Regions from separate parts of the Mus musculus genome. Here all the other regions are linked to region 1. Evidence: chromatin loops called from intact Hi-C (ENCODE). Cell type or tissue: heart. All regions are shown on one strand.

Evidence for each region. A loop is a pair of places that touch in the nucleus more often than their neighbours do. Peaks named below come from ENCODE experiments on the same cell type or tissue, not always from the same donor. Only the 100,000 strongest peaks of a DNase experiment are listed, where the experiment ranks them.
Region 2: it touches region 1 in a loop (2.2-fold over the local background); 2 of 42 quality-filtered maps call a loop at or near these places.
Region 3: it touches region 1 in a loop (3-fold over the local background); 2 of 42 quality-filtered maps call a loop at or near these places.

What each region holds. Positions count from the first base shown.
Region 1 is chr13:46,567,677-46,575,676 of GRCm38, forward strand. All of the region lies in intron 4 of Cap2 (CAP, adenylate cyclase-associated protein, 2 (yeast)), which reads left to right. Among named protein-coding and RNA genes, the nearest start is that of Cap2, 70 kb to the left of the region's middle. RefSeq lists an enhancer at 3,644-6,673. In heart, no CTCF peak of the experiment used is centred here; DNase peaks (open chromatin) are centred at 3,615 and 4,515; H3K4me3 peaks cover 1,083 bases; H3K27ac peaks cover 4,638 bases; H3K27me3 peaks cover 750 bases.
Region 2 is chr13:46,520,451-46,528,450 of GRCm38, forward strand. It overlaps Cap2 (CAP, adenylate cyclase-associated protein, 2 (yeast)), which reads left to right. Exons shown (of 13, transcript NM_026056.4): 2 at 4,965-5,086. The coding sequence starts at 4,966. Among named protein-coding and RNA genes, the nearest start is that of Cap2, 23 kb to the left of the region's middle. In heart, no CTCF peak of the experiment used is centred here; DNase peaks (open chromatin) are centred at 2,521, 3,041 and 3,461; H3K4me3 peaks cover 673 bases; H3K27ac peaks cover 3,972 bases.
Region 3 is chr13:46,498,290-46,506,289 of GRCm38, forward strand. It overlaps Cap2 (CAP, adenylate cyclase-associated protein, 2 (yeast)), which reads left to right and starts at 3,614. Exons shown (of 13, transcript NM_026056.4): 1 at 3,614-3,922. It overlaps LOC115488182 (a long non-coding RNA gene), which reads right to left and starts at 3,661. Exons shown (of 2, transcript XR_003950691.1): 1 at 3,576-3,661; 2 at 808-2,444. In heart, CTCF peaks have their summits at 3,853 and 4,534; DNase peaks (open chromatin) are centred at 3,772 and 4,322; H3K4me3 peaks cover 2,948 bases; H3K27ac peaks cover 3,181 bases.

The DNA of each region.
Region 1 (8,000 bases):
ACCATGGAGCTGTGTCCCCATCCCTTGGACTTGTGTGTTAAGCTGAAATAGTGCCTTCGTCTGCATAGACAGAGATTTAGGATTTCTTCTTTCCATCTCATTGCATGCACAGACTGAAAACTGAGAAGAGAAAGGAGGCTCAGAGCCCCCTCTGCTCAGCTCACCTTTCATAAAGATTCCCAATGCCTGGAGCACTCTTCAAATTTGTTAATATTCATCCATTTTAAGCAGAGCAAGAAAGCCTTGCAGGCAGTAGCCTTGGGGATTCAGCTAATTATTTGGGATCATGAGAGGTACAGATCTCCAGGATTGAAAATACTTAATAACCAATGACAAATGCATGCAGAGGTAGATCTATTCTGCTTCATTTAAACATTATATAGTATATGTGTATATGTATATATGTGTTGAAATATCATATTTTACCCAAAATTAGGTATAATATTTATGTTCTTATATATCAATTAAGGAAATGAGTGTGTGTGTGTGTGTGTGTGTGTGTGTGTGTGTGTGTGTGTGCTTGTGTTTATACTTGGGTGTCCATTTTCTTGATACAGTTTCATAGAAGCCAGATTAATTCTGAGTTTGCTATGTAGTCAACATTTGCCTTGAACTCTTAATTCTCCTGCCTCCACTTCTCTGGTGCTGGGTGTCCTAAATAATACCAATCCCAGCTCAAAATCTGAAAGAGTATTCAAGACCAGAAACTTTGGACTTGGCCCACCCTGACTTGACTTCCAGGTCTTGTACACATTAGCTCCACTAATCCAAATATGAGAATAATAAACTCTCTCATCTCTTCAGCTGTAAGGATCTTCTGTCTTTTTCTAAGTAGCTACTGGAGAATTGACCTGGCTAAATCCACCAGATGTTTCCACTGAGCCACTGTAGCCAAACTAACTTGTCAAGTAGTCCACCTGCAATACGGCCAATTAAAGCTTCTAAGCTGTGCTTTTTCATCTTTGAGGTATGAAGAGTAATCCCTAGAGTTATGAGGATTCGATGAGAAAAAGCAGGAAAGGGTCAGGTGACTTAGAGAGAGCCCAGGGTTAGTCAGTATAGTCCAACCGTTTCAGCAAGCAGTCACCATATCTCAAAAGCTTACCGGAGTAACCCTTTCCTTCTCAGAGAAGGTCTACTCTGGCGTTTGTTATGGTTCATTCTTTGGTCATTCAAGGAGTGGGCATCTTCTCTCTTGAGTCCTCCACCACTGTTAGATCCTTAGCTCTGACTTAGGTGAGACGATTACAGGATTACTTCCTAGAGTATTTTAATGGGCTGGGCTGGGCTGGAAGCATCTTAGGTCATCTTCATTTAGACTGGCTATTCCTAGTTGCAAAACAAAGTCAGAAAATTCAATCCACTGGGATGCATAGAAGGAGGAATTAACGGCTTTTCCCGGCATCTAAGACTACCAGAGTAGATCTCTTCATCTGGCTATAGAGAAATCTTTCTCAGAGCACAAGTGCAGTTTTTTTTTTAAGACTTACAAGAATTTTCTAGGCTAAAAGGGCATTTCCCCAGCCATCTTGGGGGGAGAAAAAAAAAAGGCTTTACTCTTCGTTGCTTTTCTCATTTCTAACAAAATACCCAACAAAAGCAACTTAAAGACAGATTGAAGGATTTGTTTGGCCCCCAGTCTAAGAGTGCAGTTCGTCATGTGGGGGGTGGGATGAGGAAGGGATGTCAGCCAGTGGGCATGTGGGGTGAGAGAGCTACCCATAGCCAGGCTGGGTCTCCCCTTCTCAGTTAAATCCTTCAATACCTTCACCTATACTCCTAACATGGCGGCTCCTAGGTGACTCCAAATCCAGATGACAATGAAAATTAACCATCTCAGCTTTTAAAAAAAAATCCAACAGTTGGATGTGTTTGCTGCATTTGCACATGCGTAGAGCTGTTTCGATGCAAACACTTCCTAGCTCCTTTCACACCATGTAGTTGAGTCCAGCCTCATTTGCCCGTGGTTCACCGGGGCCATGAGAAGTCACATAATTGCCCAATATTTCATAATGCCGAAGTAGTCATGTGGCTTTGATCTCAGAGCGTGTCTGGGGTAAATTACTTGGTGTTAGTGGCAGGTCTGGAAATTGTAAGGGAAAAAGCAAATGACTGAACAAGGCCAAACTCTGCAGTGTGTCTGAAGTTCATGCCCAGAAAGCGTCATGGCGTAGCTGCTGAGTCTTCTTGAAGGACTTAGCCATGATTAGCTTCATTAAGTTCTGCTGTCAGGGCCCATGACCAGACAGTAAATAAAATTAGGATAATTTTTGGTGTGTGTGGGGAGAAGGGAGAAGGGGGGACAGGGGGCATGTCTCAGTGATCATGCTAGGCAGGCTGTCTAGCCCCCAACACTGTGACAACAGGTACACAGCACCATAGCTGACTGCTTCCTGAGTGCTGGGAGGGGGTAGGGGAGTGGGGTGATGGGGGTGTGGGGAAATGGGGGGCTGGGGGGTTAGGGGGTAAGGGGTGGGGTGCTAGGGGGCCTGGGTGTGTGTCTGAGACCAGCTACTCTTGTAGAGCTGTTTCTATACAAACACTTCCTAGCTCCTTTCACACCATGTAGTTGAGTCCAGCCTCATTTGCCCGTGGTTCACCGGGGCCATGAGAAGTCACATAATTGCTCAATATTTCATAATGCCGAAGTAGTACATGTCAGGCACTTAACCAAATTAGCTGTCTGTCAGCCCATATTTTAATGGACTTCTAAATACATAATTTTTACATTTATTTTGAAAACATTTTTTAAAAAAAAAAAAGAAAAGAAAAACTGTAAGAAAAAAATTTTAAATGTAAAACCCTGTCCGTATCTTCTCTGCGCTATCCTGCTCAATTGTCTTCATTTCATAGTGTGGCCTGGATGGACCACTCTGAGGTGTAGCTACTCAGAATCTAACCAGTGGCTCCTTTTCAAATTGACACAAGATGCTCACTTCATGAATGCATTCCCTGTGTGACCAACTCAAAGGCACCCGAGGGCAGTAACGCATGCTTTAATTTCTGTAGAAACATGCAAACTAAAGCTAAATAATATATATATATACAACAGGTCAAAAATTTGTCTTCCTGATAGAAGGCTGGGTAATATTTGGTTTTGGTTTCGTTTGAACCAAGTTTCTTGCAGTGTATTCTCGGCTGCCCTGGTACTCACTATATATACCAGCTTAACTTCTAAGTCATGGCAATTCTCCTGCCTCGGCCTCCCCAGTGCTGGGATTACAGGCATGCATCACTGTGCCTGGCTTAGCAGCTTGGGTTTTGTAACCAATAGCCTTATGGGTAGTGTTCCATGTTGTAGACAGAGAAATAAGGAAAGGAAAGGTTGACTTTGCTTTTCCTATTAGTTTTGCTGCACACGGCGTGAAAAGGACCTAAACAATTGCACAGGGGCTCATGATTGAAGGCTGCCGCCCACATTGGCTAGAGATGCGGGCGAACGAAGACTAAAACGCCCTAGAAGGAAAAGAGACATGTCGGTTGTGTGATAGCATCAGGGTCTGCTGGAGTTGACAGCCCGAAGCTAAGCAGGCAGGACTGAATCCCAACAGGAAAGCTAATCGCTGGCTTATCAGGATGCGGGGAGGAGGCTGATCCAAAAGCGAGCAGGTGCTGACAGTCTCTACCCAGACTGTTTGCTTTAGCAGCATAAAGTGGTGACGAGCTGTGAGCGCTGACTGGGACTGGTAGCTTTATAGCTATTTGGAAGCTCAGGGCTGTGGAGGCAGAGAGGATTTGCTAAGATCCTGTCCTGCTGAACTGTCACTCAGGGTGGCTTTGTTGTTGTTTTCGATCTGATAAGGCGGCATGAGCTCATCTGCCTTTGTGTAAGACCTGAATCAGATAAAGAACGGCTGTCCAAAGGAAGTGAGGTGATTAGCACAAACTGCGGATCTGGGCGATTATCTGAGGGGTGAAGGGTTCAGGGAGAAAGAGGTTTTCCTTTGTTTCAACTATCTCACTCCAAGTTTGTTAGAATTTCAGACCGCAGTTGGTGATAAAGGCCAACCAAGGGATAAAACTGCATTTATTTGACTAAGATGATTTTTCGTTACCCTTTTTGTTTGTTTGATGTCAAGATAACTTTGAATTCTTTATAAAATAATTATCAGCTATTTACCATTCTTTACTGAAGAAGAAGAAGAAGAAGAAAAAAAAAAAAAGAAATGGCCTCTTGCGGGCCATCGTAGACCCGATTTAAAAATAAATAAATAAATAAATAAATAAATAAATCGGGAAGGTTACAAGACCACTCTCTTAAGACCTGAATCAAAAAAATCAGATTTTAAAAAGAAGTTGCTGACTCATTCACCAAAGCTTAGCTGCCCTGGAAGAGCCATTTCTTCAGATCTGCTTCTTGGCTCCTGCTTCAGCAAGCCATAACTGAAGTGGTCCTCTCTGGACAGAGCTTCCATCTTCTTACAACCCTGTGTCTGTGAACCCTGCCAACGAGGAGAAGGGAGTTCCAGCTGGCATTCCGATCTGGATCCGCCGTCATAAATTAGCTAGCCAGGGCACAGTCCGTTACTATTTATGGTCATGTTCTATATTTGTATGTGCTGGGGGATGAATCACATGACCAGACCACCATTTGCTATCGGTGTTGACGTATACCAGCCAGGGAGGGTCTCACCGGAGTTTTCCCCATACCATGCTTTTCGTCAGCTCTCAATGGAAAATGCAGCTCCTTTGAGTACTAAAGTTAAAAAAAAAAAATCATCCTGAATAAACTTTATATAATTGTCTTCCCAATGAGACAGACTGCTGTACATGCAGCAAGCTCATTGAGATGCACTCTGCCTTCCAGAGAGTTTCACAGATACGTTCTCAACGGTGCCAGGAGAATGGAGACCAAAATTCCTTTTACATGTTTTTTTTAACTTATTTCCTGACTTGGATGCTAGAGGCTCCTCATACCCATTTGTTTGGGGAAGAGAGAGAGAGAGAGAGAGAGAGAGAGAGAGAGAGAGAGAGAGAGAGAGAACATCTCAAACCGGTTGAGAGAGAATTTTTGACCGTGGACAGGGGCGAGAGAGAGAGAGAGAGAGAGAGAGAGAGAGAGAGAGAGCCTATTAATTAATTCTTTCCCTTTCTGTTCTGCACGGCTTTTCTCCCAGCATAGCTTAATATTTAGTTTCTGGTGACAAATGCCTCGAGAATGTCCCCCAGATTTGATACTTATTCCCTTTTGTAAACAATAGAGGAAAAAAATGTCTTTTGACAGATCTTATGAATTACTTGCGGTGGGAGTCATGCCTCGGTGTCTGGAATCACTTCTGAGATAGATGCTCCCGTAAGCAGTTCCTCTCCATCTCTGCAAGTCTCTGTTCAGACTCCAGCCCTCTTTAATCTTCAACCCAGCAAATTTCTTCTCTAAGCTTTTTTTTTTAAACAAACAGCTATTGGATGCTTGCTCTGACAGAGTCAGTGCCCTTGGCACTTGTACATCATTTATTATTTCATTTGTGCGATTATTGTTCTCTGTGAGAAAGGGATGTTGGTAGTGTGATTTTCACGGTCCATTCAGTCCCGTGTTTTGGACTGGTGAGATAGCTTAGCCAGGAAAGGCGCTTGCTGTGGGACCTGATGACCTGAGGTCTGTTCCTGGAAGGAGAGAACTGACTCAAGCAAGCTGTCCTCTGAAAACTTAGAGCACATGTGCACATGCCTGTGCACACATATGTGCACACCCCATCACCAGCACCCTCATTCACTAAGGAACATATTAGTGCCCTTTGTGTGTATGTTTATGTTGATGCATGTGTTTGTTTACATGCATGTGGGAACCAGAGGTTACCATAAACTCTCGTCCCCAGTTCCTCTCCACCTTATTTAGTCTGTGTATGGACTGAGTGTGCTGTGTGTTTGTGTGTGTGTGTGTGTGTGTGTGTGTGTGTGTGTGTGTGTGTGTGTGTTAGCATGTATAAGGGAGCATGTGTGCGTAAATGCACATGAAGCCCCAAAGGCTAGTTTGATATCAGATGTCCTCTGCCGTGTCTCTCCTTTCTGAGACAGGGTCTCTTGCTGAACCTGAACTTTGGAATCCAGCTGTCCGGCTATCCCTATCACTGCCCTCTGAGTACTAGGATTGCAGACACACGGACATATCCAGCCACTCTCATGTGCTTAGTGGCAATCCCACCTCCTGTCTTCATGCTGGCAGGATTTTATCCATGGTGCCATCTCCCTAGCCCTCCACCTTATTTTTCAAAACAGTGTTTCTCATTGCCCTTGTGCTCCTTGATTCTGCTAATCTGACTTCCCTGCCTCCAGTCCCAGGGCTACAGATGATAGTATACTATGTATCCACACCTCACCTTTATGTAGAAGCTACAAAACACAAACTCAAGTTCTCTGGTGCTATAAACATTTTATGGACTAAGTCACATCCCCAGCCCCTTATCTGCCTTTTGATGCTCTGTTATGGTAGCTTGAACTTCCTGGGCAGCTAGGTTGGTAGTTAACACTTCCTGTGTCCACACTAGTGACTTGTTCATGTGTCGTTTGGGAAACATCTCCCAGTTAAGTGTTCTGTGCACATTTTTTTTCTCTCCTCCACAAGACATGCTAGGAGCTTCAAGTACCTTTCAAGCTAATGTGTCTTTGTTGTTATGACACACTGTGGTCTTAGCAATGTTCGAGTTTAATACAAAGATGACTCAGGCTCCTGGTCACATTAGATTGGTTTAAAGAATAAAAGCTGGGTTAATGAGCCACAGTGGCTCAGGCAGGGAAGCGGAGCAAAGTGACATTTTTATTTAGTATCATCCAGTTGCCCATTAACACACACACACACACACACACACACACACTCACACACACACGTGCGCACACAAAGGAAAAGTGATGTCTGGAGGTTTATTTGGTAAGGCTTGAAATACAAGTTGGGGTACAACTGGCGAAATTGTAGCCACATAATAGTCACATAATTTGAGCCTTGAAAGAATGTTGCTCACAGGAATTTAGGTAAGGGAGAATAAGAAGGACAATCCTGTGATGTTTGGAAGGCCCTTAAACTCCAAGATGACGATACTGTCCCCTCTTATGAAATGAGAGCCTCTGAGGGTGCCGTGGAATGACTCTTCTAGAGGAAGAGCGCTAAGGATGACAAATGATCGCAAGCAGATTTGGGTGACAGATGTAGCTCAAGCACTGGGTGATTATAGACTATACATTCTGGGAAGCACATTGCTGATTAAATTCACAAGGGCTGTGGGGATCCAGCTGGCCTGATATTTAAATGCTATAGGGGGGAAAAGGTGCCAATTAAGGGGTTTCTTCCCTGTGAGGAGTCTTCATGTAAATTGTGAAAGATGGTGCTTTTCTTGTGGCAGTGAAATTGTTGTAAGTGTCCCATCTCTGACCTCCCGAGCAGGCAATGGTGCAGTTTGAACTACAGAAATGGCATCAGAGAACTTCAGTGTTTATTCCATTGCTGTGCAGATGGGCTCTCTATATGGAATAATGGCCAGCACATCGCACAAATTGGATTTAAACGAGTCAAACAACGGGGGGTTCCATCATTTTCTTTGGCCGAGTATCCTAGAGTTGAATTTGGACAGGATTCTTCTTGGAAAGTCATAAATTGGATTATCTTTGCCCGCTGGGAAAGGGCTATAATTTGAAACTTTATATTTTACCAGCTGGAAATAAAGCACAGAGCAGCCCAACTCCACATCATAAAACCTAAGATACAATCAAACCTTTGCAATGAGGGAAGATTGCTCTGAGTCCTAGACATGGTTATAAATATACTAATCAAGTTGGCTATTTGGAGGTTCTAATATATCGTAGCTGCATATTCTCACATGGAAAGTCGTGGGCTGGGGAGATGGCTTCAAGGATAAACGACTTGCTCAGCAAGGTCGAAGATCTTAGGTTGAACCCCAAGACCCTTCATAAAGCCAGGCACAGCAGCAAACATCCATAACTCTGGTAATCCCACGGAGGATAGAAGGTAGAGTCAGGAGAACACCTAGAAACTTGTGAGCCAGCTAATC
Region 2 (8,000 bases), 47 kb before region 1:
AAGAGAAGGGGAAAGATGGGTCATTTTACAGCTCCTACAAAGCCAAGAGCTAGACCAGGTGTGGTGGCACACCTATAAACTCAGTTCTCAGGAAACTAAGAAGGAGAACTGGAAGTTTGAGGCTAGCCTGGGCTATATAACAAGACTCTTGTCTCAAAAGACAAAGAGACAAAAAAGGAAAGGGAAGAAAAGGATAGGGTGAGAAAATAAAAGAGGGGGAAAAAGAAAAAGAAAAACCAAGACGCTGTTAACAGTAGCGTTAGGAAACCAGAAGGGCCAGCAGAGAATCAGAGTGGCCCTGAGGAGCCAAATGTGACTCTCCGAGAACTGTGGCAGCGCGACATTAAAAAGACAAGATACAGGGAACTGTGTAGGCTTGAACGGCTAATACACACCTGTAATCCCAGAACTGGGGAAGCAGAGAGACAAGAAGATTGAGAATCCAAAGCCATCTTGGACTACGTTTGAGTGTGAGGCAAGCCTGGATTAAATAATGAGACCATTTAACATACAGGTGTGCCCTGGTGGGACTCAATGGATCACGCCTTAAAATGGAAAAAAACAGACAAGACGTAAATGAAATCATATTACTTGGAGATGAAGAGGTAATTGTCCAAAAAAAAAAAAAAATTGGCAAGGGTGATTGAAAATGATCATCCCTCCAGATGAAAAGATATAAACAGGAAACTGTTGTGGTTTTCTAAGAATTGCATACTAAGTTTTGCAGAAAGGTGGAAGAAAAAAAATAGTGTTTCTGCCATGATGAAATGAGTATTTGAAGACGTGGATAAGTCTAACATGCTCTGAACAATATGCAGTATATACATCACAAGATCAGTATATACATCACAAGATACCCTTCTGATAAAGGCAAAAGTTAAACTCTACAAAAGGAAAAACGTGGCGACATATGGAGTCAGCAGAGACACATATTTACAGGTGACTGAGTAAAGGACGTAAGGAGTAGGCATGCACTCTAAGAATATCACTCAGCTATTAAAGGAATAAAGTCCCATCGCCTGTGCCTAAATGGATGAAATAGGAAGAAATATCAAGTGAAGTCATCCAGATACCCCAAGATGAACCCCCATGCTCCCAGACCCTTGTGGGAGTTAAAAATATTAACCTCCAAGAAGGAGAGAGCTGAGTGTTGGTGATTAGAAGCTAGAGAGTGTGGGGGAGGGAAAGGAAGTGCTGGCATAATGGGTATGGACATGAATGAGGAACAGTAAGGGCCAATGTTCTGTAATTCAGGAACTGTACAGTACCACAACCTGTTATGCAATTCATAAAGAACCAAGAAGGAAGCTTGAAGACACAAACACGTACACACACACACACACACACACACACACACACACACACACACACTACACACACACACACACACCATTACTGTGTACAAGGGGATAGAAATGCTAACCATCCTGACTCAATCATGACTTAATACTGAGTTCCCATACCGTGTCTTTTAGATGATATGTGTGCTAGCTATATCATCTAAAAGAGAAAAAAAAAACCATATGGAATGGAAAAAATAAACAACAAAGGGGGAGTTTTAAATAAGAAAAGCAATAATGCATTAAGATGAGTTTCCCATTATAAAAGATACTCAATAGAGTCTCTAAAACTTCATTTATAGACAAGGAATGAAGATCAATATCAAGTATGGGCAAAGTGGTGTGTATTTGTAATAACTTCAGGAGGTGGAGCATCAGCTGATCAAAGCTAGCCTTGGCTACAAGGCTAATTGAAGACCAGCCCGGTCTACATGAGGACTCCCAGGCCAACCAGGCCTACCTATTGAGGCTTCGTTTTATTTGTTTGGTTTGGTTTTAAGAAATAAATTACCCTCAAACACAGTTTCTTAAAACAAACCTTCAAGAGGATGGAAAGTCAGCTCAATGGTTAAGAGCACTGGCTGCCGCTCCAGAGGGCTTGAGTCCGAGTCTCAGCACTTCCATGGCAACTCACGATTGTCTGTAACTCCGGTTCTAGGGGATTCAGTGTCCTCTTCCAGCCTCTGTGGGCATCAGGCATGCACATGGTACATAAACATGCACGCAGGCAAAACAACCATAAATAGTAATTAATTTAATTTTTAAAACTTTAAAGGTGTAAAATATAAGAATGTGACCACATTTTCCTCCGGTCTGATGAGCAATAGGCAGTAGGGACTCACCTATAGGGTGCCCTCCACAGGGACAGGGCGGCTAGAATTTTGGAGAGCCATGTTTGAGCTACACCATCTGACCCAGACTCTTGAGTCTTCAGTTGTTAATCTGGCCTCCTGTTCTACCTCTGATTCTTAGACTCTCTGTCACAGCTAACTCTCTGATTCTTAGACTATCTGTCACAGCTAACTTGCCCCCTCACCCTGTTCCACTGGCCTCCTGTCCAAACGCTTCCATCTGTCTCCTTTGCTCAGACCCATTCCTCACCAGACCCTCGTGTTCCCATCTGCCGTGGCAACCCTCTGCCTCTCCTCAGCCTCCTTCTTCATGCCCAGCTCCTGTCAAAAGTTGGCTAAGTGTGTTTTGAAATGCCAAGGCAAATGGGCTGGAATGCGGAGAATCTCTGGCTGTGCTTAGTCTTGAAAGTCTGCACAGCAGCTGAGGTCAAATGTGGAAAGACTTAGAAAGTTTGAGTAGACATACATGGCTACCTCAGACCCCATCAGTCACCCTGGACAAGCTAATGTGGATCCCAGTGTCTCCCTTCTTTTGTCTCTTACAGAGTGCTCCTAAATTTTCAACCTATAGGTATCCTTCCAGCCTCCTCTAAGTGACCTGTTTTGGTCTCATTTGAAGCTGTGACAAGACTTTCTGACTTTACATGAAGTGGCATCTGAGTGGCATTCCACAGCAATCTGCCTCGCCCCGCAGATTGATAGGCTGAGTCCTGCTGTCTCTCAACGTGTGTGACACTCACTGTTAGATAGCTTGAGATTGGAACCAGTTGAGGAGTCTGATTAAAAGCCCCAGGCTGGGAAGGCAATCCCAAGTGTGAAATTTAACAGGCTCTCCCAAAACAGCTTGTCCTGATGGAGGAGAGCCAGAGGTGGTTTGGGAAGCTGGCTAACAAAACAGATACATATCCCTGCTATCAGAGACTTGGTCCGTGGCAGTAATGTTTGGCAAGTTGACCAACAGGGAACCTAGATAAGTGAACAGATGGACCGCTAATAAAAGATCGGAGGGTCTTTCATCATTTCTCAAACGGCCCTCGCCCACCTAAGAGATACCCAGTTCCCCTGAAAGAAGATTATGTAAAGGATTCAATTAAATCCTTCCCTCCTTCCCACCCCACCCCCACCCCCTTCAACTGCAGTGGAATCAGAAGCTCTGACGTGAAGAGGAAAAGAATAGCTGAGCAACTTCTAATTTTGCAACCCCTTGGGATTAGATGCTGGATTCAGCCGTGCAGAGAGTCCTGTTCCATATTTTGAGAGCGCTGCCGGCGGCAGCTTCCAGAGCGATGGGTTTCCAAAATAGACCACGAGTTCTGCGTCCATCTCTGACTACTGATATTTAGTTGCTGAAGTACAAAGCCAGGCGTGTGGTTAGATGATGTTAAGCTTGCGTTTGGAAACTGTGGTGACCTGATCATCGTATTTAAACTGAGAAATGCAGAGACGCACATTCTCCTGGCTTCCAGGGAAACTCTTGAAATATTCACACATCCCAAGGTGACACAGCTCATCCTTGCTCCAGGGCAGCTGTGTCCATGATTTTCGGAAGCATGCCATCCCTCCCTTGCTCACAACGATGCTTGGGAAAGTTCCTAAGAGTGGAAGAAACCATAGGCTCTGGCTAAAGCCGGCATGCTTTATTCTCTCTGTGGTCGCAGACTGATTTCCACCGAAGGTAGTCATAAATAAGTGAGATACAGCTCTCAGATAGTAATAAGTTAACTGAATTCAGTTCACAGAGGACTGTGTAAGGTCCAGGACTAGTCACGGGACCTACACACTTGGTTAAATATGTGTTTGGAAACAGAAAATGATGGGGGTGTGATTCCCTTCTTCATCCCCAATGCCTCGATCAGCTTCCATCTCTATTCCAGCCTGAGTAATGGATAACTTAAGACCCAGCCTCCAAAAGCCAGCCGGGCCAATACTAACATGTGCCTAGATGTAACCAGCAGCCTCCACAAGGAGAGTAACCACCTTTAATATTTTAAATGAAAACCTCCGTAACTCAGAATCATTATAACGGAAGATAATTTCACCACAGAAACACTGATAGCAAACTGGTAATAAATAATACCCAGAGGGGATGGTATCTCCCTGCCTGCTGGACAATACACAATTCTAGAAACTCACAATTTCATACAGTGAGGTGAACAAGGATTTCCAGTGGGTTTAGAGTTGCCCTGGGTAATCATGCTTTAACATGGTGACTATAACTAATTGAAACGTGTTCCCACCACTTAGCCTCATATGCCTTGGTGATATTAATTTGGGGTTATGTGTTTGTGGCCTTTAGGTGAGTGCTGAACAAAATCGGCATCAGGCAGCAACATTGGAGTAATGGGAATTATTCCCCAAAGCAGAGAATAATGGAAAACTAGGTAATGTTTGCATCCAAGATTTTGTAGTATATATTTTTTTTAAAAAGTCATTCCAGGTATGGTGTAATAAAAAGCGTATGCCTTTAGTCCTAACACTGAGGAGACAGAGGCAGGTGGATCTCTGTGAGTTTGAGGTCAATTTGCTCTACATAGTGAGTTCCAGAACATCCAGGGCTACATAGAGAGGTCTTCGCTCAACAAACAAGCAAAGAAAGCAAATCACAAACCAAACCCTGAACTGAGAATGTTCCGTTTCAGGCATTCTCATGGCGGGAGGTGATGGAGTCTCTTCCTGTGATGTTTATCTTCTCGTCTACCTACCATTCAGTGGGATGGTGTCAGTTTGCTGCCTCTCCGGGATGCTCACATAATCTCCGTCTGTGTCTTTCTAGAATGACAGACATGGCGGGACTGATGGAGAGGCTGGAACGTGCAGTCATCCGGCTGGAGCAGCTGTCTGCAGGGTTAGACGGACCTCCCAGAGGCTGCGGGGAAGTGAATGGTGTCAATGGAGGTAGGGCCACCACCTGATGTCATTACTGGTCTTTGTGCAGTTCACTTAGCCCTGCCTTCAACAGGTTTTCCAAAATCTGACTCCCACTTCCTTCAAACCCCTTCTCCTTCCTCTGGGTGTGAGCACCACCTTAACCAGAGGCAAGCAGCCTTGGGGAAAGAACATGAAGGGATTCGTTTTCTTTCTCCCACAAAGACAGGCAGGTTTTATGAACCAGCTTCCGAAAGCAAATTTTAGAAGCTGCAAGCCATAGTCCACAAAAAACGATCGGCATCTGTGCCTCCCAAGAATGCAGTCCACAACCAAAGAGGTGTTGTTCTGTTTTAATGTGTAACCGTATCGTTGAAGGAATTATCAAAGCCAGGACAAGTGTGCTCCATTAGAAGGCACTGAAAGGGATTATGTAGGTTTTCACTCCAAGGCTGAGTCACTGCATTTGACCACTGCAACTTGAACTGAAGCTTGTCCCAGGTTAAGCCAGTGAGGGAGCACAGTCATGACCAGAGCATGTAATCTGACCTCTGAGCATCCCTAACTAGTAGGCCTCTGGTGGGGGGCGGGGTGTACAAGTGCTGAGGGCGGAACCCAGGGTGCTTTTTTGAAAAGAGCTTTTGGGTTGGAGAGATGACTCTGTGGGTAAAGGTGCCTGCCACACAAACCTGGTGACCTGAGTTTGATCCCCAGAACCCACGTAAAGGTGGAAAGGGAGACCCGGCTCCACAGAGTCACCCTCGGATTGCCGTCTGTGTACTGTTGCATAGGTATCCTACACACACATTATGCACACACACACACACACACGCATACATTTTTAAAAAAAGATTTTTTTTTTTCAAAATTTGTAGGATCAAAAATTAAAAGCTAATAATTTTCTTTTAAGCCAGGAGTGGCTGATGCATGCCTTAATCCCAACACTCAGAAGATAGAGATGGCAATCAGGAGTTCAAGGCTAGCTTCAAGTACAGATCTGTCTTAGTTTGGATTTTTTGTTTGTTTGTTTGTTCGTTTTTTTTTTTTCTTTTTGGTTTTTTTTTTTTTGTGTGTGTGTGAAGAAACACCATGACCAAGACAACTCTTAAAAAGGAAAGCATTTAATTGGGGGCTGGCTTAGAGTTTCAGAGGTTTAGTTCATTATCATCATGGAAGGAAGCAAGGAACATCAAAGTGTCCAGACAGACATGGTGCTGGAGGAGCCAAGAGTTCTACTTCTTGATTTGAAGGCAGCCAAGAGGAGACCAGATTCCACATTGGGTAGAACCTGAGCATAGGAGACCTCAAAGCCTACACAGTGACACACTTCCTCCAACAAAACCACACCGCCTCCAATAAGACCACAGCTCCTAATAGTGCCACTCCTTTTGGCTAAGCTTTCAAACACACGAATCTATGGGGTCCATACCTATTCAAACGACCACAATATCTAACTTGAGGTCAGCCTGGGTTACATGAGATTAAAATAAAAAAAACAAAACAAAAAACAAAACAAAAAACTCTGACAGAAAAGGAAAGGAAAGGAAAGGAGAGGAGAGGGGAGGGAAGGGGAGGGGAGGGGAGGGGAGGAGGGGAGGGGAGGGGAGGGGAGGGGAGGAGAGGAGAGGAGAGGAGAGGAGAGGAGAGGAGAGGAGAGGAGAGGAGAGGAGAGGAGAGGAGAGGAGAGGAGGAGAGGAAGAAGGGAGGGGAGAAAGAAAAGAAAAGAAAAGAAAAGAAAAGAAAAGAAAAGAAAAGAAAAGAAAAGAAAAGAAAAGACAAAAGAAATCCAACAGTAAATAGCAGGTGATCCATATGGCAAACTTTAAGCTATTTTAAGCTATCTACAAAGAACTTCCAAAATGGAAATTCCGAATTTCCCAACTTTTGCATGAGCTGTGCTGCATGGTACGTAATTGCCTTAAACATCTATTCGTTGCTCATCTAAAATTAAAATTTCACATGGTGATCTGTGTTGACTATGCAGTTCTATTCCTGACCTGTGTGCACACGCACAGCCTCTCTGACCTGTTTTAAATGCTGCCAGGCTTTGGGGAGCTGGGAAAAGCCTTGGGCAAGAGACCACATCAACACCTCTTTCCCCAGGAAAGATGTGCCTTGCTGCTTCTGGAACATGGGGTGTTTGGGGACCTGTGTGCCCTATTACACGCCACAGAACAGAAAATACTGTGTGAACTTGAAATGTACTGGCTCTGTCTTCCCTCTGAACATGATAAAAACAAAGATGGGCCAGAGTCTCTCTTACAGACAATCTAAGATGCACCCGCGGTTCCTTCTTAAGCCCTTCCATTGGTGCCTGGACCTCATAAACCTCATTTCTATGGCAATGTCTTTCCTCTGTCTCCAGCAACTTGGTCTCATTATGTGCTGGACAGTAAGTGGCTGCAGACATTTCCTTAAGGTCTCTGTCCTCCAGTAAGAAGCCTATAAATGCATAAATTAAAGTTAAATTCCAGGAGATAATAGGTATCTAAATGAACAGGAAAAGCCAATTATTTAAACCTCACACAGTCAAAAAGGTAGCAGACAAAACCAAATGTTTTCTTTACTTAGAGAGAGAGAGTTGGAAAGATGGCTCAATGGGTAAAGAGCTTGCCATGAAGGCTGAAAGATGGGGTTTGGTCCCTGAGAACGCATTTAGAAGCCAGGCCTGTAACCCCAGCACTGTGCACAGAGGCAGGGAATCTGAGCTTTGGGTTCAGCGCGAGATCTTGCCTCAATACCTAAGGTGGACAGTGGCCAGGGAAGCTCCCTCACACCATCCTCAGACCTCTAAGTGCAAAAGCACAGGCGTGCACACCCACATATGAGCAAAGCTGTTCACACGCATGCACATATGGGACATGTACATATACACACAAAAAGAAAGACGTGCCATGAGGGGGGGGAAGGCTAAATAAAACTGGAGGACACAAAAATTTTATTA
Region 3 (8,000 bases), 69 kb before region 1:
AATAACACCATGAAGCCCTGCAGTACATTGGCAACATGCTCTTTCGGTCTTTCGGCTCTAGAAAAGGCAGGCATGTTACTGGAGAGACAACGTCATTTTCTTGGCCTCCTTGAGGACCAGGAAAAGCCATGGGGAAGAACACCGTGTTCGTTGCATGTTTTTATTTGCCAGGGAGAGCCCCTGCCAGTGAAGCAAAAGAGATTGTGATCAAACACTTATGGCCAGTGGTCCAGTCTCAGTGGTCTTAGTAGCCATGAAGATGGGACAGGAATCACAGAGAGACCTGGTCACCTAGAATAGATTCTTCTGAAGGAACACTCTGGAATCCAGGGGCCCTCTCTGTCTCCATGGGCCATCACGACTGCTCCTTAGCTGAGAGTATTTAAAAAGACTCACTTGCTCTCCATTTAACACACCCCTAGGAGGGGAGAAATTCTCACCAAGCAAGTTCAACAGTGGTTAGCAACCTACAAACCAGCCCTACACACGTAACCCGCCAGAGTCAAATGCTCATACCTTCCAAAATACCAGAGGCCAGACTATTAAAGCATCAGAGACATTGAAGAGGGGGAATCCTGAGTGCCTTGGCCCTCTGGGCTGGGATCAGTGCTCTCACAAAGAGATTGGCAGGAGGTGTGTAGCTCAATACACAAAGGTGCTTGGTGCTGAATCTGTCACCCTCTCTATCCCTAGGCCCCGTGTGATGAATTAAAAAAAAAAAAAACCTCCTACAGTTGTCTTCTGACCTCCATATATGTGCTATGACACATGCATGCAAGTACATACCGCACAAAATAAATAAATAAATCTAGTAGTAACATTTTTATTAAAAACAACAACAATAACAGTCTATGAGGAACACTCATCTCTTTTGCTCCTCAACCATGAGAGGGCACACCATTTATCTATCCCCTTTTTGCCTGCCCTATCTGCTCTCCACTATGTGAGCAAGGGTGCCTGCCAGCCTGGAAGCCAAATACTAGTCTGCTGGGTCTTACAGTCCCCCACCTCCAGAACCACAAGAAATACATTTCTATCGTTTATAAACCATCAAATGGGCATGTTGTCAAAGCACCCGGTTTCAGGCGCTCCTTTACAGCACACAGAAGACTAAGACAAGACCTCAGGAGACCCTAGAAACTACAGAAGCCTAGATGTGTGTGTGTGTGTGTGTGTGTGTGTGTGTGTGTGTGTGTGTGTGAGAGAGAGAGAGAGAGAGAGAGAGAGAGAGAGAGAGAGAGAGAGAGAGCAGATGTTTGTGCATATGGTTGCTATGGAGGTCAGAGGACACCCATGAGCTTTGTTCCTCAGGAGCTATTCATGCTCTGAGACAAGGCATCTCTCACTGGTCCGAGGTTGTACAAGTAGGCTAGTCTGGTGGGCCAGCAGACTCCAGGGATCTGCATGTCTCTGCCTTCCCAGCCCTGGGATTAGAACCATATTAGAAGTGTGCACATTGTATATGGGGTCTGAAGAGCATGCTTGGTTCACCAAGCTTGCAAGGTTAGCACTTTGCCAACTGAGACATCTTCCCTCCTCCAGGCTGAGTTTCAAGGTGCTGGAGTCAGCTACTACGTTGAGATTCACAGAAAAAAAGTTCATTCAAAACTTTTGTCCTATGTAAAGAAGAACAGACGTTAGAATAGGGCTGAACACACTGAACATGCTTCATTCGTTCTTCTCTTTGACCACCACACACAAACAAGACATTGCAATGCACCATTTACATGGCATTTATAACATATCCCAATATGTAATATTGTAAAAACTGTAAAGCCATCTGGATGCGATCAGAGTGCAAGAAGGTTGCAGAAGTTTGTGACCACACATGCCATGGCCTTTTATAGAGCAGTCTTACACATCTTCATATCTTGATATCTGCAGCAGGCCCTGGGACCCGTTCCCCAGACACAGAAGGACAGCTGGGTTAAGTAGCAAGAAGTGTTGGATTAAGTTGTGGATAACTGTGGACGCTGGTGCATCGAAGGTATGATGCATGCCTGTAGTCTCAGCATTTAGGAGGTGGAAGCAGAAGGATTGCTGTGAGTTTAGGGACTTAGAGTTTTACGCCAGCCTGGCCTGTATCCTTGTCTCAAAAGCCCAGTATATGTGTTCATTCAAAGCACATGTGTCAGCACAAATAATAAGCAGGTCTCCATTTACTCCAGACAAAAGAGAGTCAAGAGGTGCCTGCTAGGCATGGCTCCACAGTTGTGGGCTTTTGACAACACCAAGAGCTGAGTTAAATGTGATTTTTAACATCGACAGTTGTGGTAGTTTGTATGTAACTGGCTCCATTAGGCCCATAAGGGAGTGGCATGATTAGGAGGTGTGGCTTTCTTAGAGTGGGTGTGGCCTTGCTGATGGAGTCACTGTGGAGGTTGGCTTTCAGGTGTTATATGCTCAGGCTATATCCAGTGTGGTATGCAGTCTCCTCTTGCTGTCTGGAGATCAAGATGTAGAACTTTCAGCTGCTTCTCCAGCACCATGTCTACCTGCGTGCCACAGGCTTCATGCTATGATGATAATGGACTGAACTTCTGACTAATACCCAACCCCAACTAAATATTTTATTTTATAAGAGTTGCTGTGGTCGCTGGGCCGTGGTGGCACACGCCTTTAATCCCAGCACTTGGGAGGCAGAGGCAGGTGGATTTCTGAGTTCGAGGCCAGCCTGGTCTGCAGAGTGAGTTCCAGGACAGCCAGGGCTACACAGAGAAACCCTGTATCGAAGGGAAAAAAAAAAAACGAAAGAAAAGAAAAAGAAAAAGAAAGAGAAAAAGAAAAAGAAAAAGAAAAAGAAAAAGAAAAAGAAAAAGAAAAAGAAAAAAAAAAGAGTTGCTGTGGTCATGGTGTCTGTTCTCTGCAATAAAACCCTAAGACAACAGGGAACATTGGCTTTACCAGAATCCCCTTTACTACACAATTTTGAGAGTTTGCTTTTTGAATATCTGTAGGGCCAGGCATAGTGGATCTGTCCATTAATCCCAGCACTCTGGAAGCAGAGGCAGGAGGATGTCTGTGAGTTCAAGAACAACCTGTTCTACAGCAAGTCCCAGGGCAGCTAGGGCTTTGTAGGGAGACACTTTCTCAAATTTTAAACAAAAGAACATAAGCTATTACATTTCTCTCTCCCCCTCCCTTCGTCTGCAGCTTTTCCCCTTGACAATCATTCATTCAGTGAAGAGCTTTGTGTCCAGTATTCCAGACTCAGATGAAAATCGAAAATCGATCCTCTCTGTCTAATTATGCTAACCAGAGAGAAACGCTTCCAGTTTCGTCAGCATAGACCATACATATATAAAATAAGGGGCAGTGTCTACAAGTAAAACAGTTGCTGGAGTAGGCCGGCCAAGGATTCTACTCGTTTCTAAATAATCAGATGACTTTTTAAAGTTTCTGTATATAAGTTACTTGCCCCAGATCTACAATCTATCTGAAGAGATACATGCATTTGCTCTCCTTTATCCTTTTCTTTGAGTTGGAGGATATTCGAGGTGCTCCATTCTCCCTCTCTTTGTGCGGGTCACTATGCAGCCCTACCCACCCCCAACCCCCTTCAGGGACCGCCAGACCTTTTCAGAGCTCTTTGCAAACCCGCAGGAGGAGGCGAAGGCATTTCCTGCTTGCACCGGCGATCGCCTCTGCCCTCCTATCTCTCTTCTCCCACGGCCCATCTGTGTCTCCTCTCTGCTCCCTTCCTTGCCACCCCCGCCCTCGGCTGGGTGCTCCCGGCCCCTCCCGCGCCCGTCTGTATTTGGAGCTGCCGGAAGCTGCGGGCGACTCTCCCCGAGAGCAGCGTGACCGACTCGGGCTCCCGTGCAGGGGGGAGGCGGAGGCAGCACCGGGCCTGCGGGAGGAGGGCGCAAGTGGCCGGAGCCGGCTTTGCATCACCGAAGCCAGGACCTGAGCTCTACAGCAGGTCAGGCTGGAACGCGGAGGGGGACGGGGGGGGGGGGGGCGGCGAGGAGAATGGGGGGCTTGCCTGGACACCCGGCACCCAAGGCCGGCGCTCTCAAGTTGCGCGCCCCTGGTAGGGTGGGAGATGGCCAGGGCGCGGGGAAGAAAGGCGAAGCAGACTCAGGGATCTGAGGCCACCCAGATGTGAGGACAAGGGAAGTGAGGACCGGAGATGTGAGGATCTGTGATGCGGGGATCTGACACTGGGGCAGTCCTCATCTGGGTCAGCTCAGCCCAGCGCTCCAGCTGCTCGCCTGGCGCTGAGGACCGCGAGTTTCGGGCTGGAGGGCCACCTATGGCCTGCCCGCCGACAACCACCGCACCCTAGGCCGGTCTAACTTCAAGGGGTCTCCACTGCTCTGCTTTGAGCTTTCTGAGGGTTCCCGGGTGGGTGTCATTGAATTAGACCTCGCCAGTGCCACCTCAATCCGAAGGTGCTGGAAGGAAAGGAAGGGACCTGGCTTCTCTGCAGAATCTGACTTGAGGCCATGAGTCACTTCTAAAAAATGCACACGCAACTGATGCTTTGAAGGGACCGCTCTGAAAATGGTACCCCTCAGCAGCTCTCTGACTGTCCCATAGGGGGTTGTTTGTGACATCAGCAATCTTGTCGTCATCTTTAGGCGGATGGCCCGCCATGCACATGAGACTATTTATTCTCATCAACACCACAGAGGCTGTGCATTAAGTCATGTCGGAATCCAGGCGTTCTTTATGTGAGTTTGTGCTTTTAGGACTTGTATTTAGAATTAGGTCTAAAAAGTTTACCAAGTGGAGGTGAACTTTGTACAGCCAAGACTTGCGTCTTGGCCTGAGTAATCAGGAGAAGGCAGAAACAAACGGAAAAAAAAAAAAAAAAGAAAAAGAAAAAGAAAAAGAAAAAAGAAAAAAAGGGGGGGGGGAGTTTATCAGAATTGCTTGCAGAGAGAGCACTGCCTGTTCGTTTGGCTGCTTGGTTTGTTGGTAGACAGAGCTTTGCCATGGAACCCCAGGCTGACCTCAAACTGTTAGCAATCATTCTGCTTCCGAGCTGAGATTACAGGTGTGCTCCTCTGCTTCCGAGAGGCGGACTTACTCTGTACCCAGACTAGCCAGGAACTCGCCATTAGCCCAGGTTGACTTCAAACTCACAATCCTCCTGCTTCCGGCTTCTGAGTGCTGGATTACTGGTAGGCACTGCCACACCTAACGAAGGTGTCTCAGAAGTCTTGCTGACGTAGCTGGGACCACTTTGTGGAAAGTAACAGTGGTGTCTGTCTCACCTTTGGAGTGACTTCGATTTGCTGGGGTTTTGTTAGAATACAAGCCTGCTGAGGGCAGGGAGGGGTTCGGGGTGGTTCTGCGTGGTTAGGGACTGAAAGCTGGTACAGAAAGCTGGTGGAAAGAATTAATTCGATCACTTGCAGTCAGAGCACGGTATCTTGACAAGACTGTACCTTTTTTTTTTTTTTCTTAAGAAAAGACTTATTTCTCCACGGATCCTCGAATCTGAAAATCCTTAATAAAGTTAGGCTCAAGTGAGACTCAAAGACAAAGAGGAAAAAAAAGAAGCTGACTGTGAGAAATGATAGTGACCAACCAGTTCTGCAAGCCGGAAGTGGGGTTTTCCACAAGACATTGTTTAGCTTGTTGGAATGACGGGAGTGTGGGGTTCCCTAACTTCCTGGCTAAAGAGCTAGATGGTAAATAGGGGCTCTGCAGCCCTCAAGGTCGACTTAGTAACTACTCAGCTTGGCTATTGTAAATCGAACGAGGACGAGGAGAATATGGAGAGGACTGTACCGGCGAGTTTCATTGTGTTAACAGATATGAAATTTGAAATTTAGTTGATTTTCACCAGTAGCAATTTTTCTCCTCTATCACACACACTCACACACACACTTGCACTCACATACATGCGAGCATATCCACTCACACACCATACAGACATACACACACCACAAACACATACATGCATACAAGCACACACATACACATACAAACACAGGCATATGTGCACATACACACTTAGTTTACAGGAAGAAGGTTGAAGGAAACAGAAGAGAAGTAGTTTAGGGGTTTGTTTGTTTGATTTTTTTTTTCCTCCTGAAAGTAGAGAGCATCTTCCCACCTTGGGCTAGAGTCTCAGACGGCTAGATTCTCCAACTGCTTGAATTATGCCCAGAAATTAAATACTCACAAGAACAACATTAACTTACTTTTGACACAGTGGTGTTTTATTTCCTTTTGAATATCTCCTAACATATATCTTTATCCCAAGGTTTAGTTTTAGTCTTGATTCATCAATTTTGTATTATACATCAGAATATGCTGAGCCTAGATAAGTTATGAGCATCAGATTTAAGGGAGCGACCATGAACTTACTGCCAAGTGTAGATGCGGGCATGAGAACAAAAGAGTTGTAAATAGGTAACTCTCAAAATATAATGTGTATACACACACACACACACACACACACACATGTATATACATAAGATCAAATATATGATAAGAGATTCAGGTCCACAATATATAAACAGCCTTTCTAATTTGTTAATAAAAGATGGTCTAATATCAAAGTGTGCCAAGGAGGACAGATGAATGGCCATTAAAGCTGTGGAAAAGAAAAAATGCCATGCTGGGCGTGGTGGCGCACACCTTTAATCCCAGCACTCGGGAGGCAGAGGCAGGCGGATTTCTGAGTTCGAGGCCACCTTGGTCTACAAAGTGAGTTCTAGGACAGCCAGGGCAGAGAAACCCTGTCTCAAAAAAAAAAAAAAAATGCCCAACATCCTTTTTTGCTTTTTTGTTTTTTGTTTTTCAAGACAGGGTTTCTCTGTGTAGACCAGGCTGCCTCCCAAGTGCTGGGATTAAAGGCGTGTGCCACCACTGCCTGGCTAATGCCCGACATCCTTATTCCATCAGGTAATTGCAAATCAAAACCACAGTGAGATCTCATGCCAGACTGACTAGTGTGACTGTAATTAAAAAATCAGATCATCCCAAGTGCTGGTGAGCATGTGGAGGAATTGCAGCCCTCAAACGCTGCCGATGGGGATATAAAATGATGTGTTTAATTTGAAAAAATCCCGGTTCCTTCAGTGACCTCGCAATTCCACTGTTTAAGTCTACATTCAAGAGAAAGGTGAAGACAACCATGGCAAAAAGACACCTATCCACGGGACTGGCAGTGTAGCTCATCGGAAGAGCATTTGTGCACCGTGCACAAGGCCTGGGGTTCAAATCTCAGTCCTGCCTCCAAAAATGAAATTTAAAGAGGGACCATAAAAACTATATACACCGAGCCTCGCTGGTGCTAACAATGCTAACAGCTAAGAGATGGAAACACTAGGGAGGTAGGGGAGGAAACCCATCTACTGATGGGTAGGAAAATGTGGTCCATCTGTGCAATGGTGTATTATTAAAAAGGAAGGCAGAGCTGGCTCAGTGCTTGTGGCTCAGTCATGAAAACCTGAGTCTGAGCCTCAGCACCCACCTACAAACCCTGTGCAGTGGCTTGTGCATGGGTTCCCAGCAGTGGGGAAGCAGATACAGGAGAGTGACTGAGGAAGACATCTGACATTGACCTCTGACCTCTGTGTGCACATAGGTGTGTCTACAGAAAGGGGTGCCATACTATGAACCTTGAGAGCATCCTGCTAAGTGAAAGAAGCCACGTAATGAAAAAGACCACATAATGCAGGAAACCACTCCTGGAGCACTGTTTCTAAGAAATCTTTATGAACAGATCAGTTATTATTGGCTAGGATGGGGCAGGGGGGCTGCGAAAAGACTCTGGAGTGTCTTTCTTCTACTTGATTAGTTTCTTTGAAACAAGGTTTCTCTGTGTAGCCCTGGCTGTCCCAGAACTTGCTCTGTAGACCAGGCTAGCCTTGTACTCAGAGACCCACCTACCTCTGCCTCCCATGCTGGGATAAAAACTGTGGGCCATCACCACCGGCTTTTAGTGTATTTTTAAATACAATATTTTTATTACTTTTAAAATTTTTCATATATGTTTACAAAGTATTTTTTTTACCACATTCACCTTTCATTCCTGT